Linked DNA regions of Mus musculus: all the other regions are linked to region 1. A link is a loop called in an ENCODE intact Hi-C map of the cell type or tissue named here. Cell type or tissue: left cerebral cortex. All regions are shown on one strand. Region 1 overlaps Hmga2 (high mobility group AT-hook 2). Region 2 overlaps Hmga2 (high mobility group AT-hook 2). Region 3 holds the start of Hmga2 (high mobility group AT-hook 2).

Evidence for each region. Hi-C counts contacts between places; a loop is a spot of excess contacts. Peaks named below come from ENCODE experiments on the same cell type or tissue, not always from the same donor. Only the 100,000 strongest peaks of a DNase experiment are listed, where the experiment ranks them.
Region 2: it touches region 1 in a loop (2.2-fold over the local background); 2 of 42 quality-filtered maps call a loop at or near these places.
Region 3: a loop joins it to region 1, with 2.0 times the contacts of the local background. A loop is called at or near these places in 6 of 42 quality-filtered maps.

Annotation. Positions count from the first base shown.
Region 1 is chr10:120,420,276-120,428,275 of GRCm38, forward strand. All of the region lies in intron 3 of Hmga2 (high mobility group AT-hook 2), which reads right to left. Among named protein-coding and RNA genes, the nearest start is that of Mir763, 24 kb to the right of the region's middle. In left cerebral cortex, a CTCF peak has its summit at 4,537 (motif pointing left); DNase peaks (open chromatin) are centred at 1,939, 2,649 and 6,060.
Region 2 is chr10:120,371,530-120,379,529 of GRCm38, forward strand. Hmga2 (high mobility group AT-hook 2) reads right to left here. Exons shown (of 5, transcript NM_010441.3): 4 at 3,139-3,171. All of the region lies in intron 3 of 1700006J14Rik (a long non-coding RNA gene), which reads left to right. Among named protein-coding and RNA genes, the nearest start is that of Gm40783, 11 kb to the left of the region's middle. In left cerebral cortex, no CTCF peak of the experiment used is centred here; DNase peaks (open chromatin) are centred at 990, 4,254 and 6,086.
Region 3 is chr10:120,469,882-120,477,881 of GRCm38, forward strand. Hmga2 (high mobility group AT-hook 2) reads right to left here and starts at 6,588. Exons shown (of 5, transcript NM_010441.3): 1 at 6,072-6,588; 2 at 3,371-3,457. The coding sequence starts at 6,182. In left cerebral cortex, no CTCF peak of the experiment used is centred here; DNase peaks (open chromatin) are centred at 4,845, 6,158 and 6,379; H3K4me3 peaks cover 1,802 bases.

The DNA.
Region 1 (8,000 bases):
TGGGGTCTTTGGGAGCCACTAGTTTGTGACCCTGCCACCTTTGCAAGAACGAAAGCCTCAGGAGAGAAGGATGTTTTGAAGACAAATCCTACTTTACAGATAATCCAAAAAGGATTAAAAATGGTTTTTTAGATTTACCTTGTTTTACGTGTAAGAGCATTTTGCATGAGGTGTGCGTGTGCACCATGTGCCTGCGTGCGTGCCTGCATGCCCAGTGTAGGCAGAGGTCAGAAGAGGCCGTAGAATCCTCTGGAATTGGAGTTAGGGATGGCTGTGAGCCAGCATGTAGGTGCTGGAAATTTAACTGGAGCTTTCAACAACAGCAAGCACTCCTGACCTCGGAGCCGTCTCTCCTGACCTCGGAGCCGTCTCTCCAACTGCAAATTTTAATGCTACCTTTTATTTTTATTTTTTTTAAAGATTATTTTTCCAAGTGTTAGGCTTGTACTTTCAAGGAGGAAAAAAAATTTAAAAACACATGGAGGAAATGAATCTTACAACAAAAGAGGAGGCTGTGTTCTTTCCCAAAACATCCCTTTGAGCTCTTTCCACAAAGGGTTGAATTGTGGGCTGCCCTGTCACCAAGGAACTTGTCATGAAACCAAATGCCTGGTATTTTAGTTGTGACCACACCTTGTGAGAAGACAGTCAAAGTGGCTGTGAACAGAGCGGGGCTTGCTACGGTCCTTGAAAGATTCCCTGTATTAACAGCAATTAAAGAGTTGAGATGTAATTTCAACCCTTCGTGCAGGGACCCTGCCTCACCTTCAGCAGGAAATGGGGCCTGAGTCAGTGGGGCATGGCTATAATAGGAGCCTGGGAGTGGGGTGCAGCGGAGCCATCAGTATAAATCTGTCATAGACACACTCGAAGAGGAAGAAGGGCCTCCACACACTGTGGTCTTTACACTTTCTGATGCAGATACTGATTTATGGCGCACGGGAAGCAGAGAGCCTTTGAGCCTTGGGAATCAAGGCCATTTTGTAGGTTTCCGCCCGTCCCGAAGAACTACACATTTATAATTGTGCTTAAAGTCAGACTCCTTCCAGCCCCAGGAGGCAGCACCATTTGGTGGAAATAAAACTAAGGACTTTTCCCAACAGCTGGCCGGTCCTAGTTTTAAGTTTTAACAACAGGATGAATGGATTTGGAGCACCGTGGAAGGCATCGGAAAGTATTATGCCAGACTTTCAGAGACCCTCTAGGCCCTAGCTACCCTGTTCCCATGTATATCAGGTTCATTCCAAGACAACCAGCCCCACTTTGAAGAGTTCCCGGGCTCTGTTACCCCATATCGATGACTCGCTCACGGAGATAACTTAAAATTAATCCAGCTGAGACCAATGTCTCTGAAAAACTGTCTCCAGAATTTCAGGCAAGGGGAGAAAGAAGAAAGAAAGAAAGAAAGAAAGAAAGAGAGAGAGAGAGAGAGAGAGAGAGAGAGAGAGGAAGGAAGGAAGGAAGGAAGGAAGGAAGGAAGGAAGAAAGAAAGAAAGAAAGAAAGAAAGAAAGAAAGAAAGAAAGAAAGAAAGAAAGGAAGGGAAAGGAAAAGAAAAAAAGAAAGAAAGAAAGAGAGAGAGAGAGAGAGAGAGAGAGAGAGAGGGAGGGAAGAAAGAGTCAGCTAACAATATATGAAATACCAGCTCAGAGTTAGTGTTAATTAATTAAAAACACAGTTTCAAAGTACCCCTAATAGAAGACTTCCTCTATGCAGTGAGTATCTGATACAGAGAACGACTCAAACATTTAAAAAAAAAAATCACACTCAGGGCGACTCTCGTGGTGCTGGCAGGGCCAAGTTCAATATTTTCCCTGTGAGGCATGCCTGTACTATAAAAAGAATGTGATGTTTGAAAACTAGTGTCTCTGCTCCGGGCTGCCATTCAAAGCCTCCCCCTAGCTCGCCAGCCACATTTCAAGAGTACAGTATGAATCACGATCATGTGATGAGCCCCTCCTTGCCAAATTCTTTCATGCTGCTACCACAGTGTGTTCCCTCTTAGGTCTCTGCCAGCAGCTCCTGTCCCTTAGCCAAGACCATCATCGTGAGTACTGGTGGAGAGGCACAGAGCCCTTTGCTCCCGGCTCCCCAGTCAGGAGACACGGAGGCGCATTCTTATAAACGGCTGATCTGACAGGGGCGAGGGACAATTGAGAGATGGGGCAGAGAAACAGTAGCAGAGAGGATGAGATGCGCAGAAAGCGGGTTGCCGAACCGGGAAGGTTGTCTCTGTCAGGCTGGCACGGGATTGGGTTCCTGAAACTCAAATCATTGAATTCTCCTGATACCTCTATCAGGGGAATCGCCACCGACTTTCGGTGGGGATACTGAGGCCTGACACGTGACATGCAGCAGGCCCACAGCAAAGAGAGGCGGAGAGGGCTGGAACTCTGACCTATCCAGGCATCTTACCTATCTCGACTGTACTCCTGATTCATCAGCTCACAGTTGGAACATCTGTCAAGTCCTTTGACCATCTTGGGCTGCCTACAGGTTTAGGGTACCTCTTTCAACGGGACATACCATATGTTGGCAAGTATCTGTCACCCAGATGAACAATCACAGGGTCATTCCTCCACAGTCCTTGTCACAGAACCATTCTTAAGCCTTATTGTCACCCCAAATGCTACTCCGGGGTCACCATGGAAACCAGGAGTGTATGGAGAAAAATATTGTCCTTTTTTTCTTTTTTTCACATGGTGAATCACTTCTGATGGAGCCACTCACGGTTTATCCTGTCCTTACCACGGGTTTCCTCTGTATTCGTTTATTGCTGTGGTTAACTGCAGATGGCTTGCCAGTTTTCTGTGAGTCTTCTGTAAGCCTGGCACTATGTGGAGCCTCAGGAGGCAGACATGAATAGTGAACCTGGGATGCTCTCTGGAGTTACAATGCCTGTTTATCCCAGCCTTTCTAAAAGGCCTGTTAGGTCCTAGGGTTTGGCATCAAAGCAGTGTTTACATCAGAAAGAAGCAAAGGGCAGATGAAGGAGCTGAAGGAAACACAGAAGCAACAGTTGTGTGGACCTACCCACCGCAGCCTGAGCTGGGGAGAAACTCAGTATTTCTATTCTGCACGAGGGCAAAAATCTGTGTGGAAGTATGGAAAAATGATGGCCCATGTGCCTCCTTTGAGACAGCTGTGTGATACAGCTGTTCCCCGTCACCCCCACCCCGCCCCCATCACCCTACCCCAAGGTCTATGTTTCACACAGAATGTTAGAAATGTACTAATTTGGAACGACACCAGATGTTAGCTTTGCTCTTTCCCATTGACCAAGTCATAAGAACATGTTCCTAAAAGAATAGGAAGGATTATGTAAGGACTCTAGCCCACGCCTACGAACATATTCTGCCCACTTCACCCAACAAACATCAGTTATACAGCAAGGACATCTCAGGCTTTGCTAAGGGCTGGGTACCCAGAGATGTGTAAACTATGGTTTCTATCCTAGGGGAGCTGAGATTACTAAGATTGTAAGATATTTTAAGTTCACTATTTCAGTTGTACCCTATGCCTGATAACTACTAAGTCTGCAACATATTTGGGAGGGTGGTATTTGGGCAACTCTCCCTGGACTAAGTTGATTCGTAGCTAAAACCAGCCCACAGGGATTTGTTTCTTCCCGCCTCTGTGACTTGGTGATGCCACTGCTCTGTGAAGCCTTACCTATTGTGATGATTATGAAAAAAATAAATGTAGGTAGAACAGAATGAGAAAGGTCATTTGGATTTCCTTTAGAGGGGAGAGCAGAGGAAGTTTCCAGGGTGACTGGCCACAGAAGTGGGTCGAGAACATAGAAGCAGGTGGTAAAACAGGACCCCTCTGACGCCCAGCTGCCCTGCCTGCGCTGTTGCTGTTGGCCATCGGTGACTTCATCTCTGTGTCTTGCTTCTTTCAACAGTAGGATGAGGCTGATGGCAACGCTTATCTCATGGGATTTCTCAAAGGAAACAAATCCTCACAAGAGGCCCGGTATGTGCTTTCCCATGACCTAATCCACTTCCCAACTCAGGTTTGTCAACAGCCACCTACCCACGGCTCTAAAGTCACAGGCTGATGGGCCTGCCGCTCTGTCAGCTGCAGTCCTCTGCCCCACTCCCCGCTGGCCTTCAGTACTATGTTTCATAGCATCCTCAGACCAGAAGCGTCTCTCTCTCTCTCTCTCTCTCTCTCTCTCTCTCTCTCTCCAGCCCATCTGCTTCTATCCAGAGGTGTGCATGTTTGAACTCTCACTGATTAGGATGCGTGTTTACTATGTTAGTAGTATGCCGGTTGCATCATGAGCCTCCTGTGAACTACAGCAGCTCTGAGCATCCATTGCTCTGTCCTAGCAAGAAGTGCAGAACCACACTGGAAGCTTGTGGTATAAATTCTTTTTCTTGGGGGAGGGGGGGTGCGGTGGGGGAGGGCATATGGATTGACTGCTCTTCCAGAGGTCTTGAGTTCAATTCCCAGCAACCACATGGTGGCTCACAACCATCTGTAATAGAATCTGATGCCCTCTTCTGGTGTGTCTGAAGACAGCCACAGTGTACTCATAATAAAAAAAAATAATAATTTCTTTTTTTAAAAAAGTTCTTTTTTGGCAGGGGGACTTGGGGGGATGATAATAATCCTGTGTTCATTCCACCAAATTTTAGCAAAATCCAAATGACCTAGGGGCCTAGGAAGATGGCTCAGTGGCTGACCGTCCAGAAGACCAGGGTTCTAGTCCCAGTACCTACACAGTGGCTCAAAACCATACGTAGCTCTGTGAGATTCCTGGGGGTCTGACACCCTCTTCTGGCACCTGTAGGCACCAAGCAAGAATGTAGTGCACAGACATGCATGCAGGCAAAACATCCATACACATTAAATAAATAAATAAGACTTAAAAAAAAAATCCAAATGAGAGAAATCTTGACTACCCAACTACCTATCAGAATTCTCAAAGTCATGTGACAGATACAAATATGAAGTATGGGACTGAGTGGTACAACCTGGCAGGAAGATCACAAGTTCAAGGTCAGCCTAGGCTGGAACTCAGGGCCAACCTAGTCAACTTGATGTGAAAAGATGAGACCCTGTTTCAGAAAGATGTTAATGAGCAGGGTCAGTGAGGCGCTCCGTGGGTAAAGGCTCTTGCTCCCAACTCTGACAATTTGAGTCTGTCAGACAAGTCCCAGAGCCCACATGACGGAAGGAGAGACTCGATCCCTGCAGACTGCCCTCTGACCTGCACTGCTCACACACACACACACACACACACACACACACACACACACACACACACGTAACACCGTGAATTCAGCCACATGCCCGAGTTGGGTTTGAATCCACATCCCCTCCTGTGACCTCTATGTTGTCTTGTAGCCAACTGATGCCCTGCAAGAAAGGTGGATTGAGAGGATCTCCCTTCTAACAGATACAGGATGGACGAAGGAGCTGAAGGGAACACAGAAGCAGCTGTTGTGTGGACCTACCCACAGCAGCCTGAACAAGATGATGGCAGGAGGGACAAAGGGAGCCTGAGAGCCTTCACCTCAACGGACAAGTCAGTCGGAAACAGCCTAAGAGCAACCTTTGCAACCCTGGCTCAGCACCCCAGCTTCTCCACGGGTCACCCTTTCATGTTGCATGCTGCTTACACAACAGCCATGGGGTACACGTGCCACCCATGCTTAAGAATCTGGTCTTTTTCTTAATCAATGCAATCCAGGGACTCCCCTTCAACAAGGGTAGTCTTGTGGCACGCAACTTGACATTACCCGACCACGGGGTTTTGAAAATGTACTGTTAGTCACCACTGTTCTTATTATTTCTGTTATTGTGACTTGAGGCAGGAAAATATGGAAGGGGCAGCCAGCCTTGCAAATTCCAGCCATCTCACTTATTCCCCAGGAGCATACACCTTCCAGAGACCAGGGCACAGGCAAACAAGGGAATGAGACACACATCGGCTCATGTGACAAATCGCAGCATTTGCCAGATGGAAGAGAATGAAAGCTCGGAGGAAAATATTTTGTTTTCAATCTACAAGGATATTAATAAAAACTCAAGCCCAGTACTGTGGCTACAGTTCCCAGGGAGAACTGTGCTCTGCGGCCAAAAGAGCAGAACAACAGACTCTTGTGTCTCTGAACTGTGTATCTCGTGATGTCATTGAAAACTCCACGAGTCATCACAGCTGCCTGGAAAGCATGGCTGGCTCGCTTCAACCTGGGCACCAGGAGAGAAAACCCGAGGACGGATTTCCGCGGCAGAATTTGTAATTAAGACACAGTAAAGCCAATGAATGCAGTTTGACCCGTCATAGGACGATTCAAAAGCAAAACCCTTTTTCCGGATAAAAATCCTAAGAAACTGCAATTAAATTAAAACAAAACTAAATTTCCCATAGGGCCAGAAGGGAAGATAGAGAAACATACACACTTCATTAAAAAAAAAAAAAGATGACTCTCAATGCAAATAGAATTCATGGTACAGACAGAAGAAAGGGGGCAAATTATACATTGGCAGCATCTAGAAATCCAATCCCAGAAGGCTTGCTCTGTTTGTATTTGACACCACTGGAAGAAAATTCCCATTTGGAAGCCACAAGTGGTTGATGCTTTAGGTCAGCATTTCTGCTCCAGGTGCACTGTGAGCCACTTTACATACGAACGAACTTACTGGCCTCAACAGCCATTATGGACAGTGTTATTGATTCCATGGGGGCAAGTAGCCTGGACAACAAAGCCAGAGTCTGAGAAACTGCTTGAAAGCAAGAACAAACAAGACTGGCCATTGTTCATTGCGCTGTAGCTGGAAATATTTACAGTTTTGAAGGTATCCCTGGCAATAAGGGCACCCAGCCTTTAATTCACAGGTGACAAAAAAAACAAAACAAAACAAAACAAAAAAACAACAAAAAAACAAAAACAAAAACCAGGGTGCAGAAGTATTCATCTATGTCACACTTAGAAAAAAGGCAGAGATTAAGAGGCAACCAGGATGTAGCACAGGGGCTGAGAGCACAGGGTACTCACTGGTTAACACACCCCCCCCCCAGCTTCTCCTTAAGTTACTGAACCGCTAAAGCCCTGCCTTCCTTCCCGTCAGGGCGTCTCACTGGGCTGTAGACATCCAGTGAGCTACAGTAAAGCCCTCGTACAATGCCTGGCATCCAGGGAGGGCTGACGATATATCCGATGCTGTTACATTGATCAGTATTCAACAAGTCACAGGTTGGTTTCTGAGAGACAAAACACTCTGAGAGCCAGGGGATTAAGTTTCTTATGTCTACGCAGTCCTTATCCCCAAGGAGACAAAATTTGTATTAGCAATAGCGTTTTGTCCTAAGGTACTATTATTCACCATTGTCCACCTTGATCTTCATCTTCTACCCCTAGGACAATCCTTCCATCCTCAAGGAAGTGTTTTCTATCTAAATATCACTTTGAACTTGAACTTTGGAAACTCCTAGGCGCCATCATTGAACGGGAGAAGTCTGAACACAGACACTGTTGTTTACCTGTGTCCTCCTACTTCAAGCTGGGTTCTTCATGGAAACAAGTAGGCACCAGGCATGCAGTCACTGCAGCTCATATGTGAGGAGGTCAGAGGACAGCCTCTATTACATAGGCTCAGGGGACTGAACTTGGGTCATTTGGTTTGGAGGCAAGCACCTTTACCAATTAAGCTATCTTGCCTGCCCAGTCACTGTGATCTCAATTGAAACGTATTCCTTAAGGGGGTGGGGGAATAAAAAAACGCTACTCTGTCTTAGAAAACCTCTTTTAACTGAGCGGATACTTAACAATTCCCTGCCCTTCTTGTTACACCTGCAAAGCAAACTCAAGTCTTACTGGGGACCCAGCAACGCTGACCGGAGGCTCCAGTGATGGGCACAATGCCACCTTCTTTGTTTACACTTTCTCATTCAGTCCATACGACCCTTAAAAACTATGACTGGCTCCCCATCTTCCAGATGAGATATAAAGATATGAGATATGAATGGATTAAAGCACTCTGTCAA
Region 2 (8,000 bases), 49 kb before region 1:
CATAACTCATCACTGTGCCTCAAGACGATATAAATTAGATACTCCGATGAGCTGTGTTCTCCTCGCGGCTAATTCTGTCTGAGCTGCTTTCCTTTAAAGGGAAAATCTGAAGAACGTCTGTAAAGACAGCCAGATAGATCAGTGACGCCTATTGCCTCCCCCGTGACTTCTTTTAGATTCTGATTCCCTGGTGGGTGTGCGTGTGCGTGCGTTTGTGTGTGTGTGTGTGTGAGAGAGAGAGAGAGAGAGAGAGAGAGAGAGAGAGATTTCACTTATATTATCCTTGGTACTTTCCTTTACAGACACACATTAGTGATTTCTACCTATGAGGCAATTGCATATATATATATATATATATATATATATATATATACACACATATATATATGTGTGTGTGTGTGTATATATGAATAAATGTATAGACATGTATATATTGCTATATACACAAAATATATGGGATGTATAGTATATCTTATTCTATACTATATACTGTATACTATATTCTATACTATATATACTGTTTACTATATACTATTCTATATATAGTGTATATAATATATACTATTATTTTCTCTCTCTCTCTCTATATATATATATACATATATATACATACATGTTTCTATGTATATAGCCTACACTGTAATACTCCACTATTGCACATGACTTCCCCTTCACTATAACATGTCTCTACTTTCCCTTACTCCTGACTTTACATCTGCATTGACATTCTGTGGTCATTTGCTCATCCAACAAATGTCCGAACATCTTGCCACTTTTTTTCCTTTCATCACTGAGCACGTTTGTTCTTGGACGCCCATCGGGATCACGTAGACGGCTCATAGAAAATAAATACCCATGCGAAGGTCTCCAAACCAAGTCAACAGAATGGATGGTGTGCGTGGCCAGTGCTCGTAGGCGTTTTGAAACACGTTCTCTAGGTCTGGATTGCAAGTGTATGCCAGTTTCCATGGTATTAAGGCTCTCCCGTAAAGAAACAGAATTCAAAAGAGATGCTCACAGCTGTCCCGGAGTTTAGGTGTTTTGTGTAAGCATATGTTTCTTCTCTCACTGTGGCTACGGTAGGAACCTCACCTCTGCATTTCACCCTTCTCTTAAAACATTGTTTTTTTTGTTCAGTGCGCCTTCCCTACAATCCGAAGAGTAGACTCGGAATCAATGCTTGCAAACCGCACAAGGTTATTAATCTCTAGACTGTGGTACATGCTGAGGCCTGTGATATCCTCTGACTCAAATATACAGCACCAGTCCTTATCCAGCATTTTTCGCATTTTATTTAGTTATACGACACTGGATATTTTTAGTACTGGTCAAATTGTGCTGGGTTTTTAGGTTTGGGACAACAAAGTGATTTTTTGATGCTGCTGTCTTATCACAAATTTGCATTTATCAATAACAATGCATGTACATATTTTAGTCACTCCCCCTGTATCCTTATATGTCTTTGAAAACTGTACTTTTATCCCAAGCAGTAGTGTTAGAGGAGCGCACGTTGGGGCTGCCTGCGTGGGTTTTGTCTAAGCAAAGCACCATTCTTTTGAGAGACAACTTTCTAGGGAAACCAACATCTCTATGGCTATTTTTAATTATGTAAAGGGGGGTCTACATGATGACTTAAGAGAAAACCTCATGACCCATGGGATTATTTAGTGACTTACTTTAATAGGTTCTACCTTCGTGTTCTGCATGTCTGTTCAAATCCAAACGGGAAGAAAAGAACAGGAGCTCCCAGGTGCTCTGCAAGCCTCTGCCACTGAGTTGTAGCCTAGCCCAGGAGAGGGATTCTCATACCTCCTTAGTTTACATTCTTGGAAATTGTGATTAATTTATACATTAGTTATATCTTCTTAAAGATCTCTGTCTTCAACAAACACAAATCCTATGCTTTTATATATACACTGTAGCTTAGACAAGGATCTTCAGGTTCATGGACCAAAAGAAGTAAGGGTACTTTTACCTCAATAGAGTTAGGTCTTTTCTTTTTTCTTTTTTTTTTAAAAGCAAGATCTGAGAGTTCAGGAATGGGAAACATTGACATAATTCCCAGTTGATCACCCTCACTGGAGGTGTTTTAGGATTTCACAGAACAAGTCAGCGATCAGCTATTTTCAGTCATATTATTAAGAGTCATTTACAACTAGTAAGTTATGTATCAAGTCAAAGGGGCTACAGGTGGTCAGGAGGGAAAGACAAAACTTAGCAGTTAAGAATTGGTAAAGCAGCCAGGCGTGGTGGCGCACGCCTTTAATCCCAGCACTTGGGAGGCAGAGGCAGGCGGATTTCTGAGTTCGAGGCCAGCCTGGTCTACAAAGTGAGTTCCAGGACAGCCAGAGCTACACAGAGAAACCCTGTCTCAAAAAACCTAAAAAAAAGAATTGGTAAAGCAACCCCATCATGGTGACGCACACCTTTAATCCCGGCACTCGGGAGGCAGAGGCAGGCGGATCTCTTAGTTCAAGGCCAGCCTGGTCTACAGAGTGAGTTCCAGGACAGCCAGGGCTATGTAGAAGAACCTTATCTTAAAACAAACAAACATACAAACAAAACCAGAACTTTGTAGAAAGACCTTCTCTCAAAACAGACAGACACCAAACAAACCCAAAAGGAAAGTATTGGTAAAACATACAATAAAATTAAAATATTTATTTACAGCCCTGACACAGTTTTATTTTGTACATTACTGATGCTTCTTTGACACCAAAGACCCTGATGGTTTCCTGTTGTTCACGGATTTGTTTATCTGCACACAAACATGGCCGCCCTGCAAGTGGACTCTGGCACTAGAAGTCGGCATAGCAAGTGCCTTTACCGGCTGAATTAGTTCACTGGCCTTGTCTGGAGTTTGTAATAATATAATCTCAGACTATCTCTATCTATCTATCTATCTATCTATCTATCTATCTATCTATCTATCTATACATACACACACACACACGCACACATACATACATATATATAATTCCTGGTTCTGAAGGATACAACAAATGTTCAATGCTTTTTCGACATTGTCATAATCAGAATAAGAAAATGCCAATTAAAGGCTTGGAAACCTTTCTCCATATGTATTTTGCTTGAGTTTTTTTTTTTTTTTGAGAATAATCACAAGGGGGCGTGTCTTACCTGAGCAGGCTTCTTCTGAACGACTTGTTGTGGCTGAGGGAGAAACAAACAAAAGAAGTGGTGTTAGTTTGCAGGGAGACCCAGGGAGGGAAGAACCTGAGTGTTCAGTGAGTTCATTCAGTGTGGCTGGGGACCTGCAAAGCAAGGAGAAAACTGAACACCCCGGAAGTTCATCTAAGTTAGAGAGCCTCCACATGTGGAGGAATGACAGAATAGGGTTAGTACTCATATCGGAATAGGCTTGCTATAGGAATAACTTGGTTTTAAGTCTGCTATCATAGAACTGGAAGAGTTGGAAGACTCTTTACCAAGATAAAGCTTACAAACCACGAAATTCACTCATTTGAAGTCAGTGAATTGAGAGGAATCTTTATTACGCAACTGGTGCATAATTAGCGCCGCAACCTAATTTGAGAACATTTTTAAATTTCCATAAAAGAAACTTTGTATCTATTTGTAGCCACTCCCCATGGCTCTCCACTTTCCTAGTCAACCTCCTGAGCTTAATTTAGCATCAGTCTGCCTTCTGTTACCTAAATTGCCTTGTTTCAGACATTTCATAGTGGAAGAATCATGCAACAGGTGCTTTTGTGTCTGTCTGTCTGTCTGTCTCTCTCTCTCTCTCTCTCTCTCTCTCTCTCTGTTTCCAGGTGAGGAGGGAAAGTCATATGGTAATATTTGAGATATTTGGATTTACAATCACCATGGAAACACACCCCTGGGTGTGTGTGTGTGTCTGTGAAAATGTTTCCGGAAAAGTTTTAGCCAGAGAGAAGACCCGCCCTCGAAGTTGTCACAGCAGCATCCCACTGTCTGTGTTCCAGACTGAAGTACGGAAGCTGAGCAACCACGCTCACCTCTCTGCGCCTCCAAACAGAGAGAGTAAAGCGGCCAGCTGCCTCGGGCTCCTGCCGCCCTCGTTTCCCCAGCCACTACGGAACTGTGTGTCCTTGAACCGTACGCCCACCTACATCCTTTCTGCCTTAATCTGTCAACCCTTTTGTAACAACTCCTATGACGTCAACAGTTAACTGGTTTGTATGGCAAGCAGTACTCCCCCATGTTACTTATCTGGATGCTCATTGGTTGGTGTCTACTTGGGCTGTTTCCACCTCTTGGCTACTGAGAGCATCTCCTGTGAGCTTTCATGGACATATTCCACCACGGTAGGCTTTCATTCATTGTGGGTCACCTAGGAGCGGTGTTGCTGAGTGGTAATGGCAATGCTCCACCCCCACCCGACTTGAGCAGTGGCCGGATGGCTTTCCAAAGCAGGCACACTATTTTATAGACCCACCACTGGTGCGGGAGAGAGTGTTCTAATCTTTTCCCCACGGATGTGCCAGCGCTTGTTAATCGTCTGTCGTTTTTTAAGTCTTGACTTCCAACCGGGTGGAAAGTTAAATGCCAATTTGAATTCCCCTCCTCACTAATTACACGAAACATCTTTCAAGTGCTTACTAAGTAGTCATCCATTCAAATGATTTGCTCATTAAAAAACAAGATGAAACAAAAAAAAAATTTTTTTTTCCAACATTGAGGCCTCTGCTGGCTACATTTTTGTCAATTTGACGCAGGTTAGGGTCATTTGAGAGGCAGAAACCTCATCTGAAAAAAATGCCTCCGTAAGATCAGGCTGTATGCAAGTCTGTTAAGCTTTTTCTTAATTAGTGATTGTTGGGGGAGAGCCTAGACCATTGTGGGTGGTGCCATCCTGGGCTGGTGGACCTGGGGTCTATAAGAAAGCAGGCTGAGCAAACCATGGGGAGCAAGCCAGTAAGCAGAGCCCTCTATGCCCTCTGCGTCAGCTCCTGCCTCCAGGTTCCTGCCTTGTATGAGTTCCTGTCCTGATTTCTTTCAGGGATGAACAGTGCTGTGGAAGTGTAAGCTGAATAAAAATCCCTCCCCGCCCCCGCCCCCCCACCAAGCTTGTTTTTGATCATGGTGTTTCATCACAGCAATAGAAACCCTGACTAAAAGACCTAGGGGTCCTTCTGCTGCTTTGGATATAGTCCTTTCTCAGATCTATAGTTTATTTTCATATCTATATCCATAATATCTATTTCCCCTTTTGAGTGAAACTTCTGAGATCTCTCTGCAGCCTGAATTAATTTTCCAATCAAGCTCCAGAAATTACTGTTATTCTTCAGTGAGACAAAAGACAGATCTGAAGTCCCAGACCTTTGCTAACTCACTTCCTGACAGCAGGGTTGTGTCTGATTATAAGCCCTGTTAATTCCATTTACACATTCCTGAAGTTTGCAAGTATAACCGAGCCACCTTTGACTTAGAGATTCAAGCCAAAGAGATGAAATTGCTCCAGTCCTTCAGAGACACGGGAGGTGGGTTAAACTCACTGTGTTCGGAATACAGAATGTCTGTAAGGGAGTGATGTTTTTCTTGGATCTTGAAATCATTATATAAAATTAGCAGAGTATTTTTTTTAAAAGATGGATGAGATTTTAAAAAGAGATATTTTCACTGTTAAAAAAAAAAAAGTCTGCCTCATGACTTTAATTCACAGCAGAGATAACAGCATCAAAGCCCAGGTTTTGAGATGTTTCCTTTTTTCCCTAGGCTGACTTGAACCCAGGAAGCACAGTGCGCTTCACGCCTCTTAGGAGTCAGAAGTGTGTGCCGAGAGAGTGCTCATTTTCAAAGGGTCGCTTTTAAGTCGAGACGGCCTTTCTTCCTCTTTTCCCCTGCCACTTACACCTGTACTTCTCCTCCCAGACCGTTTCGAATGCACACACATTCTCGAAGGCTGTCTGGCTCCGACCGCTCGTCAGCCCCCTCCTTTTTTGGCTAAGGAGCTCCATTCATGCGAGTCCTGAACAGCGCGTCTCAATGAAACTCCGAGAGGGCTGCCAGCTCGCCCAATTTTCCATGAATTAGGTCCTGACACTTCAGTGAGGAGAAAGACAATCTCTGAACTTTTGCCAGCCTTGGCTCCCAGCCTAGTTCATGTCACAGACCTTCTCCCGGCTACACTTAGACACAGCACTTCTTACTTCTCAGGCCACCAAACAAACAGACCCTTGAATGCCTTCAACGCGGGTTGCGGTTAAGGCCGCTGGGATGTTTTCCCAGCCGTTGGCACCCATTTGCTCCAGACTGTGCCCAGAAAGTTTTGTTGTTGCTGCTGCTGCTGTTCTTCTTCTTGTTATTTTGTTTTGTTTTTAGTTTTATGAATGGCTCTGGTCAGGAAAAACAGACCAAATCATAATATGACCGCCATTCATAAAAACAGAAAGGAAGTAAACTGCCAGCTGGATGCTTTCTGGGCAACAAATCGCGCCCACTTCTTTCTTATCTGCCTTGGAGCATCACTTAGCTCAGAGCTAAGTGTTGAGACAGGGAAGCAGACACACACTGGCCACTCCATCTTCCTCAGGACTGAGTGATAACTCTGCTTATTAATCTCTAGAGTGGATAGCTTTATGTTTTCATAAATCTTGATAAATATATAATATGCTGTACACACACACACACACACACACACACACACATCCTACAGAGAGGTAAAAATCCTTTATCCCTTGTCAAGGAAGGTATACTCCTCGTTGTTTTTATTTTCTCACCAGGAAACTAAGGCATAGAAACTTTAATCTCCCTGAGTTTATTTCTGAAACGGAAACAAACTGAACCCATTCATTCTCTCTCCTGAGGAAACCCCTTCACGTCCACAGACTAGACAAAGCAGTCTAGTCCAGGGCCAGCCCCAACGGAACAGCTGTGCTTTCTGGCCTACTTGGGGGTGGGGTTCACTGTGGGGGCCAAGCCCTGCTAGGTCAGCTCTTTCTTAGGGGCCGATGCCAATAGTCAATGATGCCAATAGTCAGTAGGAGCTGTCGAGGCCCAGGTAGACCAGTTCCCTCAGAATCTTCTCCTTCTAACAGTGGGAGATCTCATAATGATTGTTTTCCTGAAGAGGCAGCAACCTGTTTCAACTCCAATGGTTCTGTTTCTACTGAGTGTGTGCACACAGCAGGCTTGCTCAGTGCGGGCAGCTGGCTGGTCTTCAGCCTCTCCCTGCATGGAGAATTCACCACAAGAGACTGAAAGAACTTATTTGGGTTCCCTTCATTTAAACTTCTTGCATGTGAAGTCTAGATGCATGGGTATGTGTGGCATATATATGTTCACTGGTATGTGCACATAGAGTCTGGATGCATGTGTGTGTGCACATACACGTGGAGTCTATGTTCATCTGTGTGTGCACATCCATGTGTGTGTGCGCACATGGAGTCTAGATGCATGTGTATGTGTCGAGACACAGTTGTATCTGTGTTCACCTGTGTGTGTGTGTGTGTGCACATGCACATGTGTGTGTGCACGTGGAGTCTAGATGCCAGCGTCGGGTGTCTTCTTCCTCAGTAGTTCTCTGTCTAAATAGAGTTTTTTACACTTACATATTTTATGTCTGCATTCATTCACAGAGGCTCATGTATGGCTGCCATCACATAGATAGGAGTCCAGAGGACAACCTGTGGGGATTGGTTCTCTTTTACCATGTGGGTTCCATGGGACTCGGACTGTCCATCTTGACAGCAAGTAGCCTTTATTCACCAGCTACATGCATTGCCAGCCCTCTTTCTGAGACAGGGACTTTCAGTCAGCTTGGAGCTCACTTATTTGGCTGGGCTGGCTGATCGGCCCATTCCAGGAATCCATCCATCTCTGCCTGCCCAGCGAGGAGTTAGGGTCGTGAGCCAACATACCTGGCTTCTATGTGATGCTACTGGCCCTGAAGCTGGGACCTACCTAAGCTTGTGCTTCAGTTGCCTTATTCACCAACCCATCTCCCTGGACTCCACTCCAAACTTCTAAAATTCAGCTCATGAAGAAAATAACCTTCACCA
Region 3 (8,000 bases), 50 kb after region 1:
GCCCAGATGCAACTTGCATTCTATGCTTCGTTCTTAAGTCTGGCCATTGCACTTCAAGTCAAAGGGGGTGGGGACGAGGGAGTGCCAAGCAAACCTCTGAGATTATGAACTAGGGTTTCCTCATGCCTGAAATCTTTTAACATTCAACACCCTCAGAAGGGCTCAAATTTTACCGGCTTTGAAGCTTGAAGCTTAGTTTGATCTGTGGCCTGAAGTAGAGATTTTAGTGTCAACGCTCCAGCATTCTCTCCTGATTAAAAAGGAAGGACAAAATTCTAAACACAACATGAAGGAGGTGAAAATACGAAGCATCTCCAGTAAAGCCCCACCACAAGGGGAAACCAGAATGCAAAAGGCTAGGAGACACACCCACAATCTCAGGCAAACCATTTAGTTCAGAAGACGTCAACTTCTAATTCCTTTTTATTAAGGGTACATCCAAAGTGGAAGAGTTCCCAGGAATGACTAGCATGGACATACAAGGGTCAGCCATGGAATTAATTTTGATGGAAGAATAATTATCATCTCCTCCATACATTCTAAGCACAACAAATTGCCTTTTCTCAAATTTGTTTCTTGTATGTGTCACACAAAAATCAACCCTATTGAACTTTAAAGGACAGCTAATTTGCTAACTGTTCATCCACCTGGTCTTGCAGCATTCTGCATGTATCATCAAGTCTCTCGATGGTAATTTTCTAATGAGCAATTTTGTTTTCAAATGCCCAAGGCCAGATGCTTGGTCCAAGCATAAATTTAATTTTAAAAAAGGTTCCAAAAGTGCAAGAACATTTAAACAGCATCCATTAGGACTCCAGCGTACACTACATCTCTCCTTATTTGAAGGTTTGTTTCTCTCAAGTACTTACTAGCTCTGTGTGTGTCTATGTGTGTATGTCTGTGTATATATGTCTGTGTGTCTGTGTGTCTGTGTGTGTGTGTGTGTGTGTGTGTGTGTGTGTGATGATTCCCAGAGTTCAGAAAAATACTCACTTCATTAATCAAATAGAAGGCTTTCTCCCATGTATTCAGCTTAGTCTGGTAATGTATTTTCATCTTGTATGTTTTGAACTGCATAACTCTTTCTAAAAGGTCATTCTGCACCCTGCCCTGTTAGAATGCAGGACACAGTTGGTAGTCGTGTGTATAAAGCCATAGGAGAATCTCCAATAAAAACATCTGGAAGTGAAACACCTCAAAGTTATCCATTCCAGAGATGGCTTATCAATGTCCTCAGTCTCATCTTCTCCAAATGAAGTGTGATTTATAGAGCTGAAGAAAAATAACACGTACCTCCTAGGCTAATGGACTTATTCACATTTGTAACATTTATTTTACATTTGTAAACTGTTACATGTGTAAACTGTTACAATCTTACATTTTAACATTGTTAACATTTGTAACAGAAGTATGCTGCCTGGAAGATAGAAGGATTTCAGAGAAAGGTCTTCTATGAGGGGAGGGGGATTTGTGTTCTAGCAATTACCCAAGTATGTGTATGGACAAGAGGAATTACAGGAAGAGGGGCAGCCTAGTGGGGCCAGCTGTAGATACTTCTGGCTAAAGACACTGAAAACCAAACAAGCTTGGAAACGGATACGCTTTCTCTGTTTTGTTTTGTTTCCTTATATGTTAAACCAGGCACAAGTCTTACCATTCCTTTTGTCCACACTAAACCTTTTAAAGTGAAGAGGCCAGGATGAGACCACTCCGACCTATTCATTCAAGGGAAAGTGTTATACAGGGACATCAAGAGGATAATCTACCTTCATTCTTATATTAACTTTCAGATCATGTATTTGTGGTGAGTTTTAAAGATGCCTTAACTTATATTGTGATGAGGCATTTTCAGAGTGATTACATCATATTTTAAATATCTACTGATTGATACCAACCAAGACCCACCTGTACTGCCCCTGAGGACACAGGTAACTAAGTGTCACAGAAACATAACACAGAATCTTTTGGGTTTCAAAAAAGTCCTATTTTAGTTCATTTGTAAATAGAAGAAAGGGAAACCATTCATATTAGGAATATCAGATTATGTATTATTACTTAAATAACAAGGTTATTTAGAGACAACTGGGGGATAATTGGTTAAACATTCACTACTGATCTCAACTCTAAAAGGCAATTAATTCAAATGTTAAAGAAATCTGCTCTTTCAACTCAGTCCGACCCTGTTAAAATAAAACAGCCAGAAGTGATAATTACATCCTAAACGACTTTTCTACATCACTGGTGTCTATGACAGGAATGGACCACTGGGAAGCACCCCATAGAATGTGGTTAGTGCTACCCACCTCAACACAGGAAAATACACACAGGAGTTTAATTCCCCAAAGATGAGCACAGACTCTTTTTACACAAATGATATAGATTTCAATCCATTGAGAAGGTTTGTAGGGATTTATTTCTAATACTGAACCGTTACTTTCTATTACAATGCATACTTAATAAGATGCAAATTATTCTCTCTCTTTTTTTTAATAAAGGCCAAAAAGTGACATATAGTCTTCATCATTTCTCTTAATAGGCATTTACTATTAGGTAATTCCTCTTTTTGCTACCACACACGACCAACATGAAATGATTTTAAAGGTGTAATCTAAAGTCTGGTTTTTTGTTTATTTTTTTTAAATGATTGTCACACTTAACTGGTTTCTATTACATTCCACCACCACCACCACCACCACAAAAAAATATTAAATAAAGCAAGTCTTTGTTTTTAATACTTAAAATTGTCTGAGAGCACAACAGTTTGGGGGAAATTATGATACTACTATGCAGATCTGACCCAAATAGTATACTTATCACCACATTTAAGGCTGTAAAATTCATGAAACTCTTTTCAGTAACCCGTAATTGGATTTCTTTTTAATTAGCATCTATTTGGCAAGTACTTAACATTAATAGGGGGCGTGGCTTTGAGTCATCATGTAAATAGGCACTGAATAAATTAATCTCAATTATGTTTTCCCCAGAGGAAATTGCAGGAATATCACCACCTGTCAAAATCTCCAGCTTTGATTTATTCTCAACTAGCTCACCATGGAAGTAAATATTAACAATATCATTTCTGCCCCTGTCCCACCCAGCCCTCCCTCCCCCCATCCTCCCCCACCTCTTCAGGTTTACACTGTTTGATGGCTTTTTGTTTGTCTAAAACACTGTAGCGTCAAGAAGCTTTTAAGCTAAGCCTCAGCACAAGAGGGAGGGAAAAAGGTTAAGACCCATCTAACAAATACAGGAAAAAAAAAATGTCTTGGGTTACCCAGCTGAGACCAATCCTCATATTGTAGATTTAGAATGGAAACTTTACATGGAAGTCATTGATAACATTGGAAGAACTTGACATGAGAATTCTCACCTTCTGGGCTGCTTTAGAGGGGCTCTTGTTTTTGCTGCCTTTGGGTCTTCCTCTGGGTCTCTTAGGAGAGGGCTCACAGGTTGGCTCCTGATTGTAAAGAGGAGAGAAAAGCTGTTGTGGCTAGAGCGGCTGAAAGAACTTCACCCTGACTCTGGCTGTGCTCTCTGCCTGGACTGCTTCACCAACCTGCTGGAAGTCATTCGAGAAGGATGGTGGTACAGCCTTGACAAAAGGGGACACAGAGCCGTAGTTTGAACACCAGTGTTTAAGGAGGAAGCTACTCTACATGTGAAAACTGGATTATATTTCAAAATCAAAAGGATGGCAAGCCCCGGGTCAAGCTGCACAGTCTAGAAAAGCACATGTTTTTAAAGGTACAAAGTAGAATCTACATAATAAACATTTTATATGACTACTGCTACGTATTTCTAAACAACAAAAATTGTCATAAATAGATGGAAAGATAGGAGAGAGAGAGAGAGAGAGAGAGAGAGAGAGAGAGAGAGAGAGAAAGCATGGGCTGCAGTCACCTCTATGTGCCTGTGTTCCAGGTGGTTTAGGATTCAACCCACACAGTCTGAGTGAAATATTGGAGCGATTATCCAAACTCTTCAGCTCAGAATAATTCCACACCCCCTAAAATTTCCAAATAATTATGGTAAATCTGAGGTGGAAGGTTTTGCTTGAATTATCTAGATAATTGCTTCAATTCTCCACTTCCTTTTGGAGAGACAGGCATGATCTTCAGTCGAAATTTAAATATCTTTTTACAAAAATAAACATGTTGTCCTCAAACCTTTTTTTAAAGAGACTTTTGGGCGGGAGGGGGGGGGTGGACTGGAAAGAAAAACGGGGTAGTGGGGAGAAAAATCCAAGTATCTGGGAAAGAGAAATTGAAACAGCCACGAGGTCACCAGGTATATTAACGTTTGACTTTATTGGGTGCTAGGCTAAGTAGCCAATACTCAGGCAATTAAGAAAAAGCGATAGATTTGCCGCGGACGCTGAACGTCTCTCCGGTGAATCATCTACTCTCGTTTCATTCAGATTGGGTGCTTAAACGAGACTAATTACAACTCCGGAGCGTTCTCCGTGGAAGTTCGCAAGCTAGAGAGCGGGGGAGGGGGAGAGCGGAGGGGGGTGCTTAGAAACTTCCATTGGACACCAGCGCCAGTGGGCACTTAGAGCAAACACATCGGAAACACATTTTTCTTTGTGAACTCGGCCTTCACTCAAAGGTAAAAACTCCCAGCCGCCTCCGGATCTCAATGCGTTTTCCTTTAGCCTTTGGGGGAGGGGTGCGATTAGTAGGATTCAGAAAACCTGGGTGGCTGGTGGGAAGCAAGGGGGTAGAGCGGAGACTTCCTGGGAGGTGTAAAACGGGATCCCAAAGCACTGTAAAGTGTCGCTAAGGGCAGAGCGGGAAATCTCGGCGGCCTCTAGATTAGTTTGTTTCCTTTGATGATTTCCCAAAAGGTACACTCCTTGTTTTTCTAAAACACACCAACAAACTTTCTTCGATTTCCCACCTAGCTCTACGGGGGCAATTTAGGACTATTTTCTAATCCGCCTATTGGCCCGAGGGAAGCGATTTAAAGCAAAAGAAAAAATGGGAAGTTTTTGGTTTTTTTTAAAGGCCGGGAAGGGAGTTTTACTGTTCTCAATAGACGCGTCCTTAGGCTTGGAAATTGCTGCGAACGTCCCAACCCCCTGCCCGCCCGCCCGCCCGCCCCCGGCCCTGGGCGCTGCGCACAACTCTGCAACAGCCGGCTTGCACTCTTAATTGGTTGCATCCGCAGACAAAACCCTCCATTCCGCGGGGTCCTGGGTGCCCCTCGACCGTCCCTTCCCAGCCCCCAGCCACTCGCCCAAGAGGAAGCTAAAACTTGGGCTGCTCAGAGGAGCGGGATCGAGGAGCCAAAGAGGGACCCGACTCCTGGCGGGGAAGCGACCCTGGCTACCGTGCACTTTCCTTCCAGAGCTCCCTGGGCGAAGCGCGTTTCCCGGGCCCGCGGGGGCCTGGGATCCTCCGGGATCCTTTCCCCGCCAGCCCCGGCGGCTGTAGCAGCTCGGCAGGCATTTAAATATCCTCGGGAGGAGCACCAGGCGGGCAGTCGGCTCCGCACGCGTTCTTTGTCGGGAGGGCGCGAGCCTTGGGCCATGGAGTGTGGGGAGGGCACCGAGGGGGCGGCCGCGGCGCATCAGCCTCCTACGGGAAGGCGGCCCCGAGAAGCCGGAGAAAGCCGCGGGTCTAAGAGCTTCGGACTCGCAGTCCTGCCCCTCCTGAACTCCCCAGTCCCCCCAGTCGCCAAAGCGGCTGACAAAGCGACGCTTTTATTCTTTGGGACCCCCGAGGCTCGATGCCCCCCCCCCGAGCCACGCCGCGCCGCTCCGGGGCTGCGCACAATAGCGAAAGTCCCTGTCCACGATTCGCGCGACCCCACCTCCACCGGGTGGCTACGGCTCGCCGCGGGACCCCAGCTCTTGGAGCCGGGGAGCGCGGGTACCCGGAGAGACTGCGCCGCGCACTCTCCAGGGGAACTCGGTCTCCCGCCCCACCTACACCCGGGTGGCAGGCGGGCTAGCTTGCGCTGCCGTAGCCGCTGCGCTCCCGCGCTCCGGTCGCCCGGCGTGTCGCGGGGCCCCGGGGGCAGAGGCGTCGCGGGTGGGCTGAGTGGCCCCTCCGCGTCGGCGTACTGACTTGCTGCTGCTTCCTGGGTCGGCCGCGTCCTCGCTTCTGTGGCACCGGGGCGGCAGGTTGTCCCTGGGCTGATGTGGACGGCTGCCCGGCGCCCTCACCGCGTGCGCTCATCCTGCCTCCCGCCGCCGCTACCACTGCCTCTACCGGTACCGCCGCTGCAGCCGCTCGGCCTCCGCCGCCCCGAATCCGCCCAGCACCTTTCGGGAGACGGGATGTAGAGAGCTGGAGAGGGCAAGAGCGGCGAGAGCAGGCGAGCTGGCGAGTGCGCCGGGGACTACTGCTGCTGCTTAGGCTGCCGCCGCTGCCACCATCAACACCGGACGTCCAGCGGCTGCCAAAAAGAGAGAGGGGAGGAGGAAGAGAGGAGGAGGAGAGGAGGAGGAGGAAAGGAGGAGGCGCTGCGGGCAGTGGGTGGCGGAGGTAGAGGTGGAGGTAGGGAGAGGAGGCGGGAAGCGAAGGAGAGGGAAGAGTTGGAGGCGGAGAGGGTTGCTCTCTCCGCAAAGGCTCGGGAGTTGCGGGTACTGGGACGCTCGGCAGCGGCTTGGAGAGGGAAGAGACTTGGAGTGAATTGTGTCCCTTGAAATGTTAGGCGGGGAAAGAATTCCGCCTCCTCTCCCCCACCCCAGAGGGAGAGAGAGGGAGGGGGGCGGGAAGGAGAGACAGAGACGCAGAGAGCCAGAGAGAGACACAGAGAAGAGGGACAGAGACAGAAACTCAGAGAGAGACAGAGACAAAGAGACAGAACGGGACAGAGATAGAGACTGACTAGTGCGGTCAGAAACCGAGGAGAGAGTGGAAGTTTCTGCCAGGATCCGGTAGGGCGCCCAGCTCAGCTCTAGCAAGGAACAGAGCAGTGGGTGGCACCGCGCCTCCTCGGGTGGCGGGGTCAGGCGGCGGCACTGCACAGATGCAGAGGGACAAGCTGCTGGCCTCTGCGCTCTGCACCCGGAGCCCAAGTTTTGCCCGTGCTGCAAGTTTTCAGAGTTCCTGCCCGGGATTCAAGAGGGATGAGTGTGTGCGTGCGTGTGCGTGTGTGTACACGCGCGCTCGCACTTGCGGAGGGGGTGGCGGGAACGGGGAGTGCCCACCTCTGATCGTGGGCGGATAAAGGGGAGGGGGCTGCAGGAGAAGCAAGAGGAGGGGGCAGGCCAGGCGGACAGCCGAGCCCAGGCGCCTGGCCGCGGGCCAGAGGCAGCGTTCGAAACACAACTGCCTCGAAGGCGGCGGCGCCCGGTTGCCACCCGGAGCCCCGGCTCACGTGCTCCCGCCAGCAGTGGGGTTAAAAAGACAGGGCCTAGGCTCTCCTGCCGGATCGCCGCTGGAGGCCACCCCTGAGCGGCTGTCCTAGGAAGGCGAAAGAAAATGACTATCTCAGAGTCACCCTGGAGAGCTTGGCTTCTACCTGTGCTTCCACCGAGGGTTGCCCGAAGTTTCCGGAAGCATTCAGGGTCAACCGCCGCTGTCTACTATTTCAGCCCCGGGAAAAGAGCGACCAAGGAGTCGGAGCGCCCCTTGCGACCCCCCCCCCCCCCCCGCTCCACTGAGAAATGCCCTCACCCCAGAGTGCACGGGCCGGCGCACAAACAAGCGTGCACAAAGATACACGGGCCCACGCGTGTGATCGCAGACAAGCTTGCACGAAAATTCATGTGTGCGCGCACACACACTTCACTGGCAAGCAGGCATGCAAACAAACCCGTGCTTAAGCACACACTACCAGACACACGATGGTGCCAGTAAGCACATTCGCAACAAAAGCACACACTTGCACACTATACACAGGAACACCGAGTGTGCCAGCTCCTTTATCGAGGTCCCCTCCCCCAGGACTGACTCCTGGAGCAGGCGCTGCACCCCCGTGCTGGGACGCCCATAACTCTATGGGATATTACCGATCACTTATCCTTCCACCGCACCAATTGCCTGAAG